2 separate regions of the Homo sapiens genome follow, and region 1 is linked to region 2. Evidence: chromatin loops called from intact Hi-C (ENCODE). Cell type or tissue: ascending aorta. All regions are shown on one strand.

What was found. A loop is a pair of places that touch in the nucleus more often than their neighbours do. Peaks named below come from ENCODE experiments on the same cell type or tissue, not always from the same donor. Only the 100,000 strongest peaks of a DNase experiment are listed, where the experiment ranks them.
Region 1: it touches region 2 in a loop (4-fold over the local background); 1 of 110 quality-filtered maps calls a loop at or near these places.

What each region holds. Positions count from the first base shown.
Region 1 is chr22:25,746,074-25,748,573 of GRCh38, forward strand. All of the region lies in intron 1 of MYO18B (myosin XVIIIB), which reads left to right. Among named protein-coding and RNA genes, the nearest start is that of MYO18B, 5.1 kb to the left of the region's middle. RefSeq lists an enhancer at 1,389-1,683. In ascending aorta, no CTCF peak of the experiment used is centred here; a DNase peak (open chromatin) is centred at 1,538; H3K4me3 peaks cover 914 bases; H3K27ac peaks cover 2,336 bases.
Region 2 is chr22:24,893,246-24,895,745 of GRCh38, forward strand. SGSM1 (small G protein signaling modulator 1) reads left to right here. Exons shown (of 25, transcript NM_001098497.3): 17 at 186-368; 18 at 1,978-2,046. Among named protein-coding and RNA genes, the nearest start is that of LHFPL7, 52 kb to the right of the region's middle. In ascending aorta, no CTCF peak of the experiment used is centred here; DNase peaks (open chromatin) are centred at 1,096, 1,406 and 1,916; H3K4me3 peaks cover 1,266 bases; H3K27ac peaks cover 2,342 bases.

The DNA of each region.
Region 1 (2,500 bases), 850 kb after region 2:
ATAATGTAATAAACAACATCCGTTGAGATAATAAATTGTGTGGCATTGTTTCACAGAGACAGATAAGAAAGCTTTTTCACATTCATTACCTCATTTAATCCACTGATGATCAAGGCAGGTAGTGATATAGTCCCAGTTTTATAGAAGAGGAAACTCAGCATCAGAGAGGTTTAGTGACTTGCTTTTCTGCTTGTTTTTCTGCCAACAGTGGATGACTCATTTTTTCAGTTCTTTCCCTGTTACACCTAGTTATTATTCAAAGCAAAGATGATATTGCCCTCTTCTTCTCTTGATGCTCCTTCCCATTTGTCATGATTCTTCCAGACCAGGGTTCTAGACCAGTGTCAGCGTAGACACTATTGACATTTGGGTTGCATATCTCTTTGTTGTGGACCTGTCATGTGCTTGGAAAAATGTGTAGCAGCATCCCTGTCCTTGACCCAGTAGATGCAGGTAGCACCTCCTCTCCAGTTGTGACAACCCAAAATGTCTCTAGGATGTTTCCAAAAATGTCCATTGGCAGGCACAATCACCACTTGGTGAGTTCTGTCCCACACAACTTTCTGCGATGATAGGAATCCTCTGTATCTGTGCTGTCCAACATGGTAGCCATGAACCACGTGGCTCATACAACTGAGACGCTAAATTTTTGATTTAATTTAGTTAGAATTCATCTAAATTTAACAAGCCACCTGTGGCTAGTGGCTACTGTATTAGTACAGCTCTAGGTAGCAACACAGTAGTGGATAGAAAATTAGCCCTTTGAGGCTGGGCGCAGTGGCTCATGCCTGTAATCCCAGCACTTTGGGAGGCCAAGGCAGGCGGATCACGAGGTCAGGAGATCGAGACCATCCTGGCTAACACGGTGAAACCCCGTCTCTACTAAAAATGCAAAAAAATTAGCCAGGCGTGGTGATGGACACCTGTAGTCCCAGCTACTCGGGAGGCTGAGGCAGGAGAATGGCGTGAACCCAGGAGGTGGACCTTGCAGTGAGCCGAGATGGCACCACTGTACTCCAGCCTGGGCAACAGAGTGAGACTCCGCTTCAAAAAAAGAAAGAAAGAAAATAAAAAAAGAAAATTAGCCCTTTGATGGAGCACTCAATCCCTAAAATCAGTCAGGGGAACCTGTTACCAAAAGTCTAACCAGCTTCTTGCTTCATGGTGGCCGGGAAACACTAGGTTGGAAATGGCAAATACTTGGCACAGGTTCCATCCCTAGCCATTCCTATACCCGTGCCAGACATTGCTAGTCAATCACAGCATGCTGTCTTGTTCAGCCCAGGCACAGCTCAGAATGTTTCTCAATACAACACTCTGGGCAGCCCCCAACTACAGATCAGTTGGTGCTGGCAGGTGAAAGAAACATTATTGGCCATCCTGGCACTCAGCCACGAGGCCCATCTGTGAGGTCCAGCATCTCATCAGCCTGTAGGAGTGGCCTGATGACTCACCGGGTGGCCAGGAGTGTGTGGCCAGCCTAGGTCAGTGGAGCAACCATGATACAGAGAGGGGAGAGCCAATGGGCTGGAGGAGCTGAGATTTTTTTTTTCTAATTTCTCATAGAAACACCCACTGCATGATTTAGCAATGGAGGCTGGCAGGGTGGGGTGAGGCTACTGGCTGGTCAGCCACTGATATGCAAAGCATTTGAAGATTTTAATCTGCCTGGGACTGAATCTGAGTCAACCGGGGACATAGCTGCTGCCAAGGACATGGTAATAACGTCAGAAATGGCTCACAGGCCTACGGAGCATCTAGTACTCAAACCGCTCCGTGAAGTGGGTGAGAAAAACTGCATCCCCATTTGACAGACAGAGGAGTTGGTGACCTGAGAGGTTTGACAACAGGCATAGTGAGGCCCACTCTTAGATCTAAGACTTCCAGGGCTGCTGTGGACCCATGGAAATGCAGGAAGCCTGCTGTGTGTACCCTCATCAACCCTTTGCAGAGTGAAATGTCCACTTCTGCGGCAGAAGGCAGGTTAGAGAAGTCCCAGGAGACTGAGCATTGTTCTGAAGAAACTAGGAGCCATGTCCCCTGAGAAAAGGCTGAAGGTGACAGATGAGAAAACTGGGGGCGGATTCCATCATTTCAGTTGGAAAAGGGGTTAACCTCGTTGTCTGTTGTTCCAGAGAGTGGAACTGAGGCCACTGTGTGACTGTCCTGGGGAGGTAGCTCTCTGAGAAGGAAGAAAAAGCATCAGACTTTACTCATTGGGACATGAGGACCTTAGTTCTGCTATTGTCGCTGTAGGACCTCGAGAAAGTCACTTCCCTTCCCTGGTCTATGGATGCCAGGATATAGGAGAAGTAGGTTTTGTGGCTTCTGAGGGCCTTTCGGAGCTCTGGTTCCAAGGAAGAAACACAATTAGAGCAGACTCCAAATGTCCTATGTATTAGTGACCTCCCTGTCAATGGACATGACCAAGAGGGAACTCATTGACTGTCTATCCTGGAAATTCCTTGTGAAGTGAGCTGGGTCTCTGGGGTTTCTCCAT
Region 2 (2,500 bases):
CTCCCTTTGTGTCTTCAGAGCCTAACCAGTGCTAGGCATAGCATAGTAGGTGCTCAGTTAATATCTGCTGGATGTTAACTGCGTGAATGTTGGATGGATCAGAGCCACTCTCTTCCACGTTGGTCTGGCCCTCCCCAGGCGCCCCTTTGTTGACACCTCGGGTGACATTGCATCTGCCCTGGCAGGTGGACGAGCAGATTCATGCCTGCTATGCACAGACCATGGCTGAGTGGCTGGGCTGCGAGGCGATCGTGCGGCAGAGGGAGCGGGAGTCCCATGCGGCCGCCCTGGCCAAATGCTCATCCGGGGCCAGCTTGGACAGCCACCTGCACCGGATGTTGCACAGGGACTCAACCATCAGCAATGAGGTGATGGGCGGCTGGCCTCGGGGAGCGCGGGGGCTGGGGAAGGTCAGGGTCTGCTTCATTGGGCTGTTCTAAGAGTGGTGAAGACTGGGTGTCTGGGGCCTGGTGACAGTCTCACCCCTGGCTTTTTCTTTAAGAGTGTGCGGTGACTTTGGAATCAGACCTGAATTCAAACTCTAGTCCCACCATTTAGTAGTTCTGGGGTTCCCTACCAGTACCTTTTCTTCTGGGCCTCAGTTTTCTGCATCTGTAAAATGGGAATAATCAGGTGTAGAGGAGGTTCGTGTACAGTCCAAACAAGACAATGTATATAAAGTGCCTGGCGCACTGCCTGACTTTCATTGATTCAACAAATGCTTATTGAGTATCTACTATGTGCAGGTACTATCAGGAATATCCTGGGATATCAGGAATGTTCCAGTGACCCAGACAGACTGGTCTGTCCTCCCAGAACTTCCAGTTTAATAGCCCAAAGTAGGATCTCAGTAAAAAGTAGGATCTCACCACCCTTGACTGAGGGTGGTGGCTCACGCCTGTAATCCCAGTACTTTGGGAGGCCAAGGCGGGTGGATCACCTGAGGTCAGGAGTTCAAGACCAGCCTTGGCCAACATGGTGAAACCCCATCTCTGCTAAAAATACAAAAATTAGCTGAGCGCCTGTAATCCCAGCTACTTGAGAGGCCGAGGCAGGAGAATCACTTAAACCCGGGAGGCGGAAGTTGCAGCAAGCCGAGATTGCATCACTGCACTCCAGCACGGGCAACGAGCGAAACTCCCTCTCAAAAAAAAGTTAATTTTCTTCAGCAGTGATGATATCAGTCATCAATTGCCACAATAACAGTGTGTAACAAACAACCACCAAAAATCAATGACTTCCAACAGTCAGCGTTTATTTTTGCTCACAACTCTGGGTCAGCTGGCAAGTTCTGTTCTTAACTGGGCTAGGCGAGGCTTATTCTGGCACCAGCTGTCCGTAACTGGTCAACTAAAACATTTGTTTATCTTGGTTGGGCTCTCGTATTTGCCTGGGGTGACTCAGCTGTGCTCCACGTGGCTCACTGCCCAGCAAGTTAACCTGGACGTGCTCTCACGGTGAAAGCAGATGCCACAGAGAGAAAGCGGAAATGCACAAGGGTGTTCTAAGCCTCTGCTGAGTCAAGTTTGTTAACATCCCATTGACAAAAGCAAGCCACATGGCCAAGTCTAGTGTCAGAGTAGGCAAGGACTATGAGGTTATAGGGCAGAAGCATGTATACAGGGATCATGGGAAAAAAAAAAGTGGAGCCATTAATAGAACCAGTTACTCTGTGAGTTGAACTGAAATATTGGCCAGAAGTCTCAATTACAGAGCAGTTAAAGGTGGGGTGCTCTAGTTGCAGAGGTGAGAGGTGGGAACCCAGAGGTCAAAGCGGTCTCTGAAGAGGCTCCAGGAAGCAGGGAGTGGTGCCCCCCTTTCATTTTACAGCTAGGAAACTGATGCTCTGAGAGAGGACTTGTGCAAGTTAGGAATAGAGATGCAACTAGACTTTCTGGCTCCCAGCCCAGCAGTCCTTCCTGCTCTGGGCCAGGGTGCAGCCTCACCCTCCCTCCCTCCTGCTCTTTCTTTTCTCAGTCCTCCCAGAGCTGCAGTTCGGGCCGCCAGAACATCCGCCTGCACAGCGACTCCAGCAGCAGCACACAGGTGACCTTGTGGAGGCCTCGCCCCCTCCCACCCACTCCTCTCCCTTCTGCCTGGGGTCATGGGGGTTGGGTGTCCGTCATCTGTAGGTCACTTTTTGCTTTATTTGTTTTAGCTTTTTATATTAGCATTAAACATTGTTTTTTGTTTTTTGTTTAGTAATGCAAGAAATATATGGATCTATCACCCCTGCAAAAAACTAAAACATTGTAGAGAAAGTCAAAGTCTGCTTTGATCGTCCTTAATCTCTGCCTGCCCTCTCTTGAAATAACACCACTATCATGAGTTTGCTGTGTTCCTTTCAAAACCTTCTGTATGCATATACATACACAGAAATATATAATCTATAGCAATGTTTGGTAGTTGTTTTTTAAATGTGTACATAAATGCCATCATATATGTTGTTCAACAACTTTCCGTTTCAATTGGTGAAAAGAGATAACTCAATCTCACTCCG